Regions from separate parts of the Homo sapiens genome. Here region 2 is linked to region 1. The links are chromatin loops, found by intact Hi-C in ENCODE. Cell type or tissue: GM12878. All regions are shown on one strand. Each heading gives the region's core, and the rest is flanking DNA. Links, peaks and the distances in the headings are about the cores only.

What was found. Peaks named below come from ENCODE experiments on the same cell type or tissue, not always from the same donor. Only the 100,000 strongest peaks of a DNase experiment are listed, where the experiment ranks them.
Region 2: a loop joins it to region 1, with 7 times the contacts of the local background. A loop is called at or near these places in 23 of 110 quality-filtered maps.

Annotation. Positions count from the first base shown.
Region 1 is chr7:33,888,487-33,901,012 of GRCh38, reverse strand. No RefSeq gene overlaps it. Among named protein-coding and RNA genes, the nearest start is that of BMPER, 11 kb to the left of the region's middle. RefSeq lists an enhancer at 5,436-5,485. In GM12878, for the core only: a CTCF peak has its summit at 5,508 (motif pointing right); a DNase peak (open chromatin) is centred at 5,480.
Region 2 is chr7:33,241,780-33,245,779 of GRCh38, reverse strand. The region is part of intron 5 of BBS9 (Bardet-Biedl syndrome 9); the gene reads right to left. Among named protein-coding and RNA genes, the nearest start is that of BBS9, 110 kb to the right of the region's middle. In GM12878, for the core only: a CTCF peak has its summit at 2,273 (motif pointing left); no DNase peak of the experiment used is centred there.

The sequences.
Region 1 (12,526 bases), core at 3,435-7,434:
ATTATTAAAATTAAATTATTAAATCATTAGCCTGATCTTTTCTTACTTAATCATTTTTCTTCATTCTTTGTAGCCTTAAGATTCTTTTCATATAATTGTACTCATTACAGAGTTTATTTCTAAAGCAGGGCATTTTGATGAGGATGATAGGAAAGTGACATTTTTAAACACAGTTTCATGGAAATAACAAAATTACTATTTTTTTAAATTAATATTGTAATAAATAAAGCCACCTTCACTCTTTCCCTGGCCCTGACCCCATCTCAATCCCTGCCTCAAGGACAATGGTATGCTGTGAGTAATGGGGTAATGTTTGCTGTTTCACACAGTACTCATTCATTTCAATGTCCATGAGCCAAACTAACTGGTTTGGAGTGTCAAAAATTCTCTAGTTATACAACTAAAATAAAATGAAGTTACATAGTTAAAACAAAGATTTTAACAATTCCCATCAAAACATCCAAAATATTTCTATGTACTGATTCATCTTCAGGGGCTTGCTGAATACATAAGTCATTTTGATATTAGAAGTTATAAAAATCAGATGTAAATTTGGCTTCATTGTCAGGGAGGCACCAGTGTTGCCAATTCATAGATAATGATCTTTGAAAAAGAGTTCTCTTCTCCACATTCCATCCAGAAGTCACTCCCCAAAACAAGCTTACCTAATCACCAGCTTCATTGGCACCAAAGCTGCAGCCCCATCTATCCGAAGTGAGGGATGGCCAAGGAGATCTCAAGACCAACCCAGGGAACCAGAATATTAAGCTAATGCCTCACTCCTATTGTTCTAGGTTTCACTAGCTCTTCTACTTTAAGCTCTCCTGCTTCAAGACTTTAAGTTGATCTCATTGGAGTAAACATCAACAGAGGAGGGAATAATCAACGTTACTGCAGAATTAGCATTCAAGATTATCTATAGACTCAGAAACAGTTCAACTTTACTTACGTAGGGAGGTATACTACCAGGTTGATATTTAACATGTATGGCTGCTCTGGCAGAGACTCCCGGCTGTCTCCCAACATCTAGTCTTTCCTTCTTTCTCAAGATAGAACCCCCCAGTTTGTGCAGTGTATGTGGCTCTCAGCAATAAAGATCATTTTTCTTAGTCTTTCATACAGGTAGTAGTGATCCCATGACTAACTTCTGGCCAATGGGATAGAAATGGAGAAATGTCACTAAAGGAAGGACATGCTCTTTCTTCTTCTCTTCCTCCAATCTGATGGCTGGAATACAGACATGATAATGTAAGTAAGGCTCCAGCAAAATCTTTCCCCTGGGGATACCTTGGGAAAAATGCCTCTGGGAAATGGCAAACAAGAAATGAGATTAGACTCTGACACCATGGAGTGCAATGGAAGCCTGGGCTGATGCCTCTGGCTTTCCTGAATGTGAGGGGAAAAGTAACACCTACATTGTTTTAATGCTTGTTAGTGTGTGTGTGTGTGTGTGTGTGTGTGTGTGTGTGTGTTTTGTTACTTGGCAGCTAAACCTGAAATCATCTGAAGCATTTAGCACATACCAAAGACAAGAAATAAGTGCTCAGTAAATAGTTACCTGTGTTAATTAATTAATATATTTTTGTATTTATTAATGTTTCAAGCACTTTCAGAGCCAAGAAAAATATCTTATAAGATATAAGTATCTTATGTAATTTACATCTATCTTATAAAATTTAGGGGGACTTCCAATGTTCTTTATTTAAAAAAAAAAAACAACTTTCAGATATCTGTACAACCATGTTCATAGCAGCATTATTCGTGGTAGCCAAAATGTGGAAGCAACCCAAGTGTCCCCCTCAAGGGATAAATGAGTAACAACATGTGGTGAGGATATACTATGAAATATTATTCAGCCTTAAAAAGGAAGGAAATCCTGATACATACTACAACATTGATGAAACTTAAGGACATTATGCTAAGTGAAATAAGCCAATCACCAAAAGACAAATACTGTGTGATTCTACTTATATGAGGCACCTACAGTAGCAAATTCAGAGGCAAAAAGAAGAAAGGTCGTTGCCAGGAACTGCAGGGAGGGAGGAATGGGGAATTGTCTAATGGGCAGAGTTTTAGTTTTGCAAGATGAAAAGAGTTCTGGAGATTGATTGCAAAATCATGTGAAAGTATTAAACAGTACTAATTGTATGCTTAAAAACAGTTAAGATGGGCCGGGTGACATTCTAATGATTTGAGGCCAGTTAATTAACTTTGTGAGCCTCAATTTTCCCACCCAATAAGATGAGATAGTATCACCTCTGCTTGCTTGTCAGGGATGAATATGAAATTATTTTATATAATGTTGTATTTTAGAAGGTAACAAAACTAGAGACTTCTAGATATTAAAGAACCCTCAAAAAGCATCTAATCCAACTTCTCCATTTACAGATAATCCTACTGAAATTCAAATAAAGTAAGAACTTGCCCAAAGCTGTGGTGTGTATGAATTTTTTTCCAGGAGAGCATGCACCTTCTTTAGGAAACATTCCTCAAAATATGTGGTCTTAGTGAACTCTGCCAATCATTATACTCCCCATTCCCAAACACACTTCCAGCAAACACAGAAGTCGTAAGGTCCATGCTGGGCCAATCACAGCCTCTCATCTCTCTGACCACATTTATTGTTCCAGGATTTGGAATGTGACCTCAGCTCTTCCCCTGGATTTTTAAAACTTGAGTTGAGGAGTTTTCCTCTCTTCCTGAAGTCTGCCACATGGGTGACCCTGAGTAAATGTTGGTCAGCATAGATATTATTGACAATAATAATAATATTGCAAAATCAATACAGCCAACATCTAGGTACTATAGCATCTGTTATAAGCAATGCCTCCACCTAAAGGACTAAGGCTATATGTAGACATTTTTTAGGCACTAGAACGAGAACTGCAGAGGAAGAAAGAGAACAGGAAAGGCTGGCCTTGCTGGATCCCTGAGATCACAGGGCATGGATGTCAGCAGCCTCTTTCTCCATGCTGGAGCCTGCCCTTATCTTCACAGTCTGTGTCAGCCTTTGCTAGGCAAACCTAGCAATCAGTCCTAAGGCCCTTCAGTTCAATACATACACACTTATTGAAAACTACTGCGTGCCTGCAGGTACTTTATTCCCATTAAATTTGCCATACATTCATTTTGTTCACATTAAAGTCCCACAGTTTCCACTTCTCTAATTTGAGACGTTATATTCTCTAAAACATAGAAGGCAGCCATTTATGTTTTTAAAATAGCCTTTAACCATTTAAATGTACATATATTTTTTATTTGTGTAAATGGAAAGGAGTTGGGGAGAACCCAACACCTTTGCTGAATATTTTAACTGATGGAGGGAAAAAATCAATTTCATGAGAAGGATCTCGTTCTGTTGCATTTCTCATCCCCAGTGAGGTTTATGATGGAAATAATGGCTGGGCATTAGCTATTGTAGTGCGAACAGACGCAATTAAATGGGCCCCAGACAAAACAAACAAGTAAATAGCAGCCTATTTGTGGGTCACTTTATTCTTCACTGCTACCAATAGCTTTTGTTCTTTGGGCATCATAATAAGTGTTTGCTCTGTACCATCTGTGAATGTGTTACTTTTTGCCCGTGAACATCTGGAGACTGATAAGTGTAAGCATTAATGAACCCCCAAAATCTAGGTGATATGGGATTGCCGTCTTGGTTTTAAAGTGGGCCACAGGGTCTCCTCATCTAGTCTTCTGTGCAGTTAATTCCCTCAGGGGCAAAAGAGTGGGCTTGAAAAACCTGAAAAATTGGAAGTTTAATTTTGACAACTTGTTGTTAGTATAGTCATTACTTTCCCTTATAGTTTGGAAAGTAATTCTCATGGTGCCTAAATTACTCTTTGATTGAAGGCGAAATTCCTTCAAGCCACAGAGTTCTTAAAGATAACACGTGGTAATCCAGCCTAGATGAAAGAATAGAATGTTCTGGTGACTTCAATGTCCTAATGGGTTAAAAAAAGGTTGTTTTATATTAAGTTCAGGGGTACACGTGCAAGTTTGTTACATAGGTAAACTTATGTCATGGGGGTTTGTTGTACAGATTATTTCATCATCCAGGTATTACGCCTAGTACTCATTAGTTATTTTTCCTGATCCTCTCCCTCCTCCCACCCTCCAACCTCCGATAGGCCCCATTGTATGTTGTCCCCATGTATGCATCCATGTGTTCTCATCATTTAGCTCCCACTTACAAGGGAGAATATGTGGTATTTGCTTTTTTGTTCCTCTGTTACTTTGCTAAGGATAATGGCCTCCAGCTCCATCCAGGTCCCTGCAAAGGACATGATCTCATTCTTGTTTATGGCTGCATAGTATTCCATGGTGTATATGTGCCACATTTTCTTTATCTAGTTTATCATTGATGGGCATTTAGGTTGATTCCATGTCTTTGCTATCATGACATATGCAAGCGGAATATATAGTTTACTGACTTTCAAAGCATTAGAAAACAATAAAATATAATTAATAATAAAGCATAATTTAATTGCTTGCACAGTTAATTAATATGCAAACCAATTAAAATTTATTTTGATGATTCAAAAGAACTTCAAGATCTTCTAGCTCCTTGAAACTCAAAATGTATTTCCTGAACCAGGAGCATCTACATCACTGGGGAGACTGCAGAATCTCAGACCCCATTCCAGACTGGTTGAATCCAAATCGGCATTTTAACAAGATTCCTGGGTTGTTGGTATGTACTTTAAAGCTTGAGAAGCACTGCTACTACCGTAGGATGGTCAATTTGTAGTACAAGTGTGCCCAGATGTCAATTAATTAATAGAGAGTTTGAGTTAGTAAGAGCCAGAAAGGGCACCTTGTTTGGTATTTTTATCTCCAACACCAATCCATTCAAGTTGGCTTGAATAAATAAAAAGTAATGTACTAATTGACAAAGATTTAGGCCCTGGCATAGAAGAAGCTGACTCACTTATGTAAGTGACTATATCTGCTAAAACATCTTCATTAGAAATGTCTCAGCTTTTAAAGCAAGAGGTCAAGGTAAGAGGCATTTACCATGTGCAAAGATCGTGTTTGGTCAACTTAATTATGTGTGCTTTTATACTTAGGAAAGATAGAAAAATAATTTAAGTCAGGTAGTGTGTTCTGACATATACAGACCTCAGAATTGGAGTGGCCCAGGCTCTAAACAATTGTGTATTGGATTCTTTAACCTCCCTTGTAGCGTGGATGACAATATTGATGATATCTATTTTGTGGACTAAATGCAATAACGTATGCCAAACCACTAACTCATCACCCAGCACGTGGTGACATGTCGATGTGCACTTTCTCTTCTGGGTGTGGAACTTGGTCTTATTTTCTTTCTTTATCCCCCTCTTTTAGAAATAATGTTTAGAAATGTGTCCCAGAACTGTTGTGTCTAGGGGCAGGTGCATTCAAAGCCTGTGAGAGAAAGGAGCTAATGGCATGGCTGGTGAGGAACGTATTGGTCCTGCTCTTCCTGCCCAGCACCCAGACTCCCGAGAGACACGAGGGCGGCGCGCTCTGCCTCGCAGACCCTGTAGGTGGCAGCACTGGGACCGCCAGAGAAGCACAGCCCCGGTTGCAGCAACTCAAGAAGAGCCTGCTGTGCCCCTGACAGTGGTTAAGCCGGGGTCATCTGCCTGAAAGTGCAAATTTTGCTCCCACGCATATAAAAACTGTGCTTTCCAGTTCCTGGAAAGCTATCCTCTCCCCTTCCCTTCCAGCTTAACTCCTCTGCATTTTTTAGCATTTCTATGGCTTCTTTCCCAGCTGTCACCCAAACTGGAGTGCAGTGCTGCAATCATAGCTCACTGCAGCCTGGAACTCCTGGGCTCCAGTAATCCTCCCACCTCGACCTCCCAAAGCACTGGGATTACAGGCTTGAGCCGCAGTACTGGGCTATCAATTCCTTTAGATTCACTCCCAAATATTGTAAATGGTCTTTTGATAGTTGCTGCTTCTTCCCACCTTAGAGTACTCCTGCCCGTACCCCACTGTAAACTGGTAGGTCAAGGCAGGTGTACAAATAATTGTTGGTTAGTAATAATAATTATAAACCTATATGCAGTAAGTGTCTTGCACAGTTCTAAGCACTTTGGGTACCTTAGCTCACTAAGTCTTTAAAACCAGACCGTGAGGCAGGTGGTATGTCAGTAACTTGCACAAACTCAAACAGTAAGCCAGGGTTCCAAACCAGGCAGCCTGATTCCTGAAGTGCCCCTCAAGGGAAGGTTATCAAAGGGGTCGGGGAGAGGAAGCCATCATGTAATTGCCTGCAAATTGAAGAGATCTCAAGGAGAAAATATATCTCTACCTTTCTGGAGAGTTCCTTAAATGCAGACAGTAACTCTACTGGTCCACAAATAATCAAACTACTGGGCTCTGCAATGGCATCATTTGGGCTTTCATCAAGGCAGTAAGACGGTAGAAGGCTTTGGGTCTGGAAACAAAGTAGGGGGGGTCTCATGCAGAAATGCATGTGGAAAGAAAAAAGAGTCCTATCAAGTCATGAGAAAAGCCACATCCAGCCAGATTAACATCAAGGCCTAATCTAGGTGTCAGTTCTGTCATCTATCTCATTACGCTGCCAAAGGAAGCTGGCTTTCCTTTCTTCCCTCCAGGAGACTTAAAACAGTGGTATAGTGAAGGCAAATACATTTTTAATGGGCTTTGCCCATTAAAAAACAAACACCTTGATTCCGATTTTTATTTTTGTGCTTACTTGAAGGCATGCAACTTAACCAGCAATAAACAAGCTAGAGCTGTTTGCACGATGCCCAGCACGCTGTGAGAGCTCCACCGGGGTTTTTGTAGTAAGACTTCTAAGTGTTTCCCTTTCCAGCCTCTATCTGGTCTCATCAGAGAGACTCCACTCCCCTACCTCCTGTTAGACTAACCACGCTGAAGTAGAGCCACATGGTGTAACTCCCTTGCTCACAAACCCTCTGTAGCTCCTACTGCCTAGAAAAGAACATTTAAACCCTTTAAGCTGGCAGAATTGGCCTCACATCTGTCTCCCATTGCCTTCCCACAGCCTATGCTTCAGCCAAGCTATATCACCTGCGGCTGCCCCATGTCTGCTCCAGGACTTTCTGCTCTTAGGATTCACTTTTGCGGTTTCCTCTGCCTAGTTTTGAGATGGCCAATACTGTAACAAACAGCCACACGTGACTTTATGCATTAAAATTAAATTTTAACTTCTCTCCTCCACCACACTAGCCACACTTTAAGTGCTCAGTGGCCACATTTTGGATAGTGCAGATTTTTGCACATTTCCATCATGGCAGAAAATTTAGTGAGACTGTACTGGCCTCTGGGGGATGTCTAAATCCTAACTACCCTGAGGGAACAGTCCAAATGTCACTAATGCAACAACACTACTTCTGTGCCTCTTGAGCTACAAGTTTCCGTTCCCAAAGCAGCTGCCAGTCATGACTCACTCAGCTAACTGCCTACCACTAAGGCACCTGCTGTCCCAGGCCACGTGTCTCTCCAAGTTAAGCACCTCTTTGATTTCTGAGCCACGTGCGATATGGGTAGGTATGGAGGCTAGAAGGTCCAGGAAGTAGGAAATTCCATTTTCTTGCTTTGCTCTCACATTAGTTTGGAACACCTATTATGTATGTCTTAGGCACCATTTCAGGCACTTTACATACATTATCTCATTTGGCCCCCTCAACTCTATAAAGTAGATATTATTATCCCTATCTTACATATAAGAAAACTGAAACACACTGTGGCGAAGTAACTTGCCCAAGATCACCCACCAAGAAATAATCAAATCAAATGCAGAAGCCAGATCTCTGTGACTCAAAGTTGGGGCTTGTTCCATACACAGGCAGCCTGCCACCAAGCCTGTTGGATGACGTTGTCTTCATCACTTTGAAGCTAATAACATGATTTCTGGCAGAGCTTGGAAGTGGGGGTGTGGAGCTGAGGAGGGGTGGATATCCTGAACAAAGGACAAGAGCGTTGTGAGTAGAACTTCCTGAGCCTTTCATTCATGCAAATGTGTTACCTCATTGTCATCCGACTTCTTAACTCTATAAGGTCTCAGAAGAATAAGTCATGTGTGTGCTTGTTTATGTGTGAGGACGTGTAGTCTTAGTACAGGTATGCAGGGTACAGGGAAAAGCATTAGGGGACATGAAACATACAATAAAAAGATTAAACAAAAGTCTTCAATATTTCTACATTGATGTCTCAAAACATTTTGCAGTATTAGGTATATTAGGCAGAGCCATATGAATCGACCATATTTGTAAAAAAAAGAAAGAAAGAAAGTAGAATATTGGCAATATCCAATGATTCAACCCAATAGGTTTTATTATGAAAACAATGATTATTTTGGGATCTAGACCCGAATTTAACACAATCCAAGAATGAAGTCTTTAAAACCCCTGTCAGGTATGTCTCAGGTACAGAAGTGGGACCTTCTGCCTGGAACCCTCATCTGAACTTGGAAGCAGGGTGACCAGGTGACCCTCTGAGCCTTCAAAACTCTATAGGAGCCATACATAATCTAAGCAGAGATCTAAATCCCCTCAAGGAGACTGAGAGGTGGAGACCTGAGGAGAGAACATTAACACATTTAAAGAAAGAATATGAAGATCAGAAGAAGAGGAGGGTCTTGGTAGATCCTAGAATCTTGAAAAAGGAGAATCACAGCCTGAGCCAGGACAGAAGCTGGTCTTGTGCTCTGGGATGCAGGGAGAGCTCGCCTGGCAGAGATAGATGAACCAGGCTAGGGGGCCATTCAGGTAACCCAACTCAGCCTGATTCCTTAATCACAGATAACTCAGCTTCTCTTACAGATTTTTCTTCAGGGGAAGGAATTCCTGTGCTCGGCTAGCCTTCCCTAAAAAGTGCAGCAATTTTGTTAAGGTTGTACAGAACAAGGCAATTCCTGCCCCAGTTTCCCACTCCTGGAGCAAGTTTTCTTCCTCCTCCGACAATGGTACAATCAGAAAGGTCAAAATGAAAGTTGGTTCTACTTTTGTGAGAACCCGGTGTAGAGCCAGAGAAACCAAACATGTTTAGTTGAGTACAGAATTCTTATGTCAATACCAGGATCTAGTACCCTGTGACATTTTTCTTCATATTAAACTGATGCCCGCAGTTTAATGAACACATTTAAGCATCACTACAAGCCAAGCTACCTTGAAATGTTGTTAACAGCCCATATCAAAGACAAAAATGAAAGCGAAGAAAAGTTTACTCTTGTAAATATACATGGTCATATATCTTCTCATACAAATGGGTTACTTCTGACCTACAAAAAGCAACTCACCTTAAGATTTAAGTGTAGGTAGAATTTTTTAAATAGTGTATGGATTTATTTTAGTTATCTTTACAGAAAGACATTGAAGTCTTGCAAGAAAGATCTCCATAGGCTCAAATCCGTTTGCTTTGTGATAAATTGGCATTGAAATGTTGAACTAATGTTTCAATATTTTTGTTTAATACTTTTAAAACCTTAGTAGCCAAATCATCTCATCTTCGGAATTTTCTAAAAATCTAGAAACCTTAGGGTTTAAATAATGTGTTTCTGTTACATATTTCTTACACTCAACTGTGATTTTTGCAATTACATTTTTAAAAATATTCGTGGGAGAGCCTAGAAGCAGACTTAATCACCCAACCATATTCAGAGCCAAAGAACAGGTTATTTTTTAATTTAAGATGTTGAGACAGACCTGTTATGAAAATACGCAAAAGGGTTCTCATTGTTTTTCAGGAAAATGTAAATAAAGGGGCCCAGTGGCTTATGTTTTTTATAATCCTTAACTCCAAAAAAATCAAAATGCAAGAGAATGTTTGAAGTCTGGTTAATATTCAAAAATAAACTCTGAACAGTATGGTCTTTCTCTGAAAGATGAAGAAAATGAATTCCAAGGAAGGGAGCTGACTTCCCCAGTAATTCCTTAGCATAGTCTAGCAGGTATCACCATCATTAACTAAATTACCTGATGGCTTCTGGTCCCCAGGCTCTGCCTCCACCCTGGGCCATGCCTCAGCCTCCTCCTCACTCTCTTAGGCTCGTCTATATTTGCAAACCAGTAAGCCAAAGATTGCTGCTGATGCTGCTGATGGTGAGACCACGGGTAATAGTCAGTGGACCAGAAATGAAGCAGGAACTCCTGCTTCCCTCTGCTCCTCTCCTTGAACACTTCTGGCCTCAGCACTTAGCACTGTCTGCACAGTAAGATTGTGATGTATTGTCCCAAGGGGTAGGGACAATAATTCAGATAACTTTTAATCTTCCTGCACTAAAACTGCAGTTGTCTCACAATCCCATTGAAAACAAAAATGAAAAAAAAAAAAAGAAAAAAAATTTTGAAGCCTGAATACCGGTGGACTTTGGGCATGGTGAATACCCTTAATTTTTCCAGCCTCCTGGCAATTTGAAGAGATAATGTGGATAAAGTTCATTAAATAAGCAAATCTGCTACGATTGTTTTTATTGGATGCAAGTGAGTGTGTGTGTGTACACAGTTGTAGAAAATGAGCAGGACCAGCGTTTTGGTGTTGTGATCTGTGCAGTCACAGGGCCCTCATCTTGGTTTACTGCTTTACCGCTGCTGTGTTGATATTCTTGATAACTTTGAACAAGAGGCCATCCCCACATTTTCTTTTTGCACCAGGTCCTGCAAATTATATAGCCAGTCCTGAAAATGAGAGTCTCCCCTTGGTTCTTGGGGGCCTTCTAAACCAACAAGTAGAAGACCCAGGCCTTATTATTCCTGCATCCTTTGACTTCAGCTGGATTTTTACTCACGGCATTTATTACTAGCATGTTCTCAAGCTAGAAAAGGGCAGCACAGTGGCAATGTTGTCAAACAAAACCGTTGATGATGCAGTGATTGTACAGGAGTTATTTGCATTAAGATAAAATATTAGCAGGGCCAGGTGCCCTGGCTCATGCCTGTAATCCCAGCACTTCAAGAGGCCAAGGCGGGCAGACTGCTTGAGGTTAGGAGTTTGAGATCAGCCTGGGCTACATGGCTAAAACCTGTCTCTATTAAAAATACAAAAAAATAGCCAGGTGTGGTTGTACATGCCTGTAGTCCCAGCTACTCAGGAGGCTGAGGCAGGAGAATCACCTGAGCCCGGGAAGTCAAGGTTGCAATGAGCTGTGATCGTGCCACTGCACTCCAGCCTGGGCAATGGAAGTGAGACACTGTCTCCCCCCACCAAAAAAAAGATAAAAAAAGATAAAATATTAGCAAACAGCTAAGTGAGTTATTTCTATGTTCTGTGGTCAATTCCACCTTAAACTTGCGGCTCTATTATATGCTAGGTACTGTTTTAGGTACTGGAAACACAACAATGAGCAAAAGAGATAACAATCCTTGCTCTAATGGGGCTTATATTCTAGTTGGGAGAAATACACGATAAATTAAGCCTTATAAATTAAAAAAAAGTGACCAACTGCCGAAAATTAAAGCAGAAAAGAGGCAGTGGAAACTATTTTAAATAGGGTGGTCAGGGAAGAACTCATTGAGGGGATGGCATTTGAGGCAAGCCTGGAGGGAAGTAAAGGCACAAGCTGTACATTCTCTGGCTGAGAAACAGAAAGTGTAAAGGTTCTAAGGCAGGTGTGTGCTATTTGAGGAATAGCAAAAAGGGAAAGAGAAGAAGAAAGAGGAAAAAAAGATGAAGGTATGCATGTACTAAGAGTCCCATCTTGCACAGACTCGTAGGCCACAGTTAAAAACTTGTAGGCCAAGTTTTGTAACGAGAGTTTATAAAAACTGTTAGAAGGGAAGTGATTGAAGGGTTTGGAGTCTGGGATTGATGACATGGCAAGATTTAACAAGATTATTCTGGCTCCTGTGTGCAGAGGTACAAGACAGCTAGGATGAAATCAGGGGACCAGACAGGAGAGTACCAGGTGATTGGCAGGGGAGGTGGTAAGAAATGGCTAGATTTGGGGTTTATTTGGAAGGTAGAGCCAATCGAATTTGCTGAAAGATAACCACAAACAATAGCAACCACAAGAAAAATAATAAGATCTTTGACCATGTCCTTCAACTAGCGTAACCTCTGGCAGGCTTGGCTATCAGTGTTATCTCAGTCCATCTTCACAGTAACCCTGCGTAAGAATTATCATCTGCATATTTCAGATAAGGAAAGTGGGGCTCAGGCAGTTAATGTAACGTGGTGAGGGCACTAACTATTAGTAGAAAGATGTTCATCTATGTAGATCCAAAATCTTACTGGCACATCATGCAGGGAAGATGCTAGTTTTCAGCGTCAACTCAGAAAAAAGAAGATAAAAGAGAGTAAGAAAAGCCTGATTTGGACTCCAAACTTTCTTCTCTGTTTAGTAGCTAAAAGGGATGCTAATAATGAGTGAGCGCTGGGGCACCATAATGAACTTTGTGCTGGGAAAATGAAAGATTTCCTACCAGGCACTAATTTAGGAGAAATGAGCTCACCTAGCTCTTTGAAGAATTTTAACAACCATGGAATTGCGCCAGTAGGATAGAACCTGAGCCAGATAGATACTCACTGCAGTGGTTTCATGCTCAGCCAC
Region 2 (4,000 bases), core at 1-4,000, 650 kb after region 1:
CAGTCTCTTATATGTTAGTGCTCCAAAAATATCTGTTTAACTAAACTGAACCATCATAAAAGCAAGAAACTATGTTAAACTGTAGTTCTAGATTAGCAATATGTCAATTACCATCAAGAGGACCAAAATGTTTGAAAGTATCACCATATTCACATGACAATTCCATAAGAACTGCCATTATGTTTTATTCACCATGCCTCTCCATCCCTGATAGTCCCTCGCATCCACTAGAACCAAAAGTATTTACTGAATGAATGAATAGCATCAAAGTAAAAATAATATAAGGTGAAAGTCCTGAAATAATTAGTTTTGGTATGTGACACTTAAGAGACTGTGATTCAAAATTATTACAGAGTTTAGTATCCATCTTGGTATTACAGAGTTAGAACTAAGTCAAAAGACTAAGTACTCATTGTATGCCTAACACTAGAAACACTAAGATCTGTTAAGAAGAGAGGGGAAAGGTTAAGGTTAAATCTGCTCTTAAAAAAATAAAATAAAGAGATAAAGCCTACTGGAAAGACAATATAAAAAATATAGGAAATAAAGGAAGCATGGCTGAGAACTCTACAAGGAAAATATACAAATTAGGAGAAAAATCATTCAACCACAAAGAATAAATTGTGGAAGCCCAAAGTGGACACCAAAGGAGCAGAATGATCCTTAGATCCCTTAGTATTTCATAAAACTCTGACTTCAAAAGCATACTCAGATTAAACTTAAAGCTCTAGTAATTATTAGAGCCTGGGTACAAAGTCTTTTTCTTTTCAATACAAAACAAGAGATTATTATCAGCAGGCAAAGTACCAAAAAGGGGCACTAATTAGGATACTCCCTGACTGTTCCCTGTTTCCAAAGCAGGATGGTATATCATAAAACAACAAATTGAACAAATATGGAAAGAGTATCAAATGTAGATATAGTACCAATAAGTAGTGGAAAGGGCAGTGATTTTTGATTCAGAAACACAAGATGATAAGGTTTTGAATTCTGGCTTTCACAGACACATCCTAAATATGTGACTTGGGTACTTTGTTTAATTTCATCCAGTTGGTATCTTCAAATGCAAAATAAGCCTTATTATAACCTCTATACCGCAATGGGTTGCTAGAAAGACTAAAGGAGGGGAGGAGGGAACCTGTATTAACTACCTGGTACAGTACATAGAACATGGTAGGAATGTATGGCAATCTTAAACCAAAATTTAGCATGCTTTAAAAAAAGTATCAAGCCAACTTCCCCCAGCACCCATACTTATTTATACCTTGGATATCAGATAATTTAGTTATTAAGTCTCACTCTTTACATACCAAAGGATAGAAAAGATCCCAGAGGAAGGTTAGGAAAAAATGTGCCAGGAAGTTGGAAATGGTTCAATTCAGAAATGTCAATTTTTATTTGCTAAAGTACTCAGTAAAACAGTGATTCCCAGGCTCATGAATTTCATTCACCTGTAACATTTCAGAAACTACTGGAGAACATCGTAGGGTTGTCAGCCTTGTGAAAAGCCCATCAGGATGTTTGTTTGTTTATTTGTTTGTTTGTTTTTTGAGATGGAGTCTCACTCTGTCACCCAGGCTGGAGTGCAGTGGCACAATCTCGGCTCACTGCAACCTCTACCTCCCGGGTTCAGGCAATTCTCCTGCCTCAGCCTCCTGAGTAGCTGGGACTGCAGCCATGTGGCACCACTTCTGGCTAATTTTTGTATTTTTTATTAGAGACAGGGTTTCATCATGTTGGTTGGCCAGGTTGGTCTTGAACCTCCTGACCTCAGGTGATCTGCCCGCCTCAGCTTCCCAAAGTGCTGAGATTACAGGTGTGAGCCACTCCGCCTGGCCCCAGTCAGGAAATTTTTTAAAGAAATAGATTATAATCACCAATATTCTCTTAAAAGACAATACTAATACAAATAAGTAGGAAGTAAAAAATGTCATCACTAAGTGTAGTCCTCTAACTGAATAAATTTTAGCTTTAACTTACTTACATTAGCTCTTTTTCGTCCATTATCTTAAGACCATCCAAAACTTTAACATAGGATAGTAATTGAGAACCTCTGTTACAACTCAGCATTAACCATTTTTAAGGAACTTGGGAACAACTATTATAAAGAACTCAGAAAACAAACACAAAAAGTTTTTCTCTTCCAGGAACAAAAGAAAAACTGGTTCCTATTCAGGCCTAGGTGAGGAAACAGACATTTTCCATAAATATTCTGACTTGTTAAAATCTCACTACTCTAAGAGTTCTGGAATCAAAAAGTGAGACAAAGGCTCCCTCTGCTGACAAGTAGGCAGTACGATCCCATTAAAAATCTTCCCAATATTAATTGGATACTGCATAGGCTTTTACTATTCTCTATCAAAGACTGGCTTTATTTTATGCCTTAAAACAGGAATTCAGCTGCATCAGATATGAATGTGAAGGACATGTGTAACTATGTAACACTCCTTGTGTATTCCAATAGATATTTCTAAATCAGCTTTCAAAATTCTTGGTTTCTGCTCTATGCTCTAAAAGTTAACTGAGCTCCAATGTCATACAAGGAGGAAATTAAACAAGGAAGGCTAAAGAATTGAGACAGGTTTTAAGAGGGTTTGAGGAACAACGGTAGCAATCTATGAATACATTGATGACCTTTTCTAACAGAAGTCCAATGAAATTAACAGAACCAAATGAAAGACTTCCGAATTAACAGTAATAGCCATTTACAACGTGGTCCATACATTATTAGCACATCCAACTATTCTATAACTTGGGAACGTCAAGAATTATTGTCCTCATTTACTGTGGAGAGACCTAAGGCTCAAGAAAGTTCAAATGATTTATTAAAGGACACACAGCTGGTAAGTAGCAGGGCCAGAACTCAACACTACGTCTTCTAACCTTCCTACTGTTTCTCCAACTGAATGTTATGCATAGTGTAGGTACCTAATGACATAATTTCTAAATTCCTTTCTGATTCCAAATTTAACATGGTCTATCATTACCATAGCATTTTATATGCTTATAAGTAACATCTAATTTAAATATAAAATGTTAAATATTTCACTTTAGCAGACAAAACTTGATGCTGAATTCTTTGTTAATTGCTTGCAAATGTAAATAAAATCAAACAATAAGTAGGGGACAAGTAGAGGAGGAGAATAGCATATAAGACCCTGATTCTCAGACTAAAATTACTGTATAAAATGTTTGTTCAAAGCAGTACTTTTAAGTACATCAATATGCTGCAAAAAAAAAGTAAATAAAATTTAGAAGCTAAAAACTAAGTAAAAGTGTGAACCCCATAAAGGTAAAAAGAGCTGTTGGGCATTTTCCTAAATCAGACAACCATAAGCTTCAGTTTTCCTGCTCTCAAATGAGATACAGTAAAGGAGAAAAAACTTGTGGACCACCTTTTGTGGAGAATCTAGTAGATCCTCATATTGACTTTATCTCCCCAGTACAAAGCAAAGACCACAAAGAGCTCTACCTCTACTGTAAGGAGAACTTGTAAATAGCATTCCCCCTCAAGCCCAGGAGAAAGCAAAATAAAGTACACATCTCAAAACCTGGAACCAGATGAAGGAAAAAAAAATCTATCCTAGGAATTCATAAACCCCAAACTGATTTTAATGTGGGTTTGCAGACTAAATTCATTCTATTGGACGACCCAAGAAACCTCAGTCTGTGATTTTAGTATAAAGTGATACTGGGTTGGAAGTACCACCAAACATCTGACAAAAGATTACTCAAATCTTTGAAGAAAGACACCAATCATTCCCATTGATAATGTTCAAAAGAATATGACCTCAAAGTCAAAGTTACAATACACAAAAAATTGAAGGTAACATGACCAAGAAACAGCAAAAATAATAGAGAATGAGATGAAAACTGCAAAGACTTCGTGTACTGAAATTGACAGAAAATATAAAAATATTACACTTTCTGTTTAAGGAAATAAAAGCAGGTATTAAAAATGATTAAGAGACCTTATCAATGACCAAGCGAAATTTTTAAA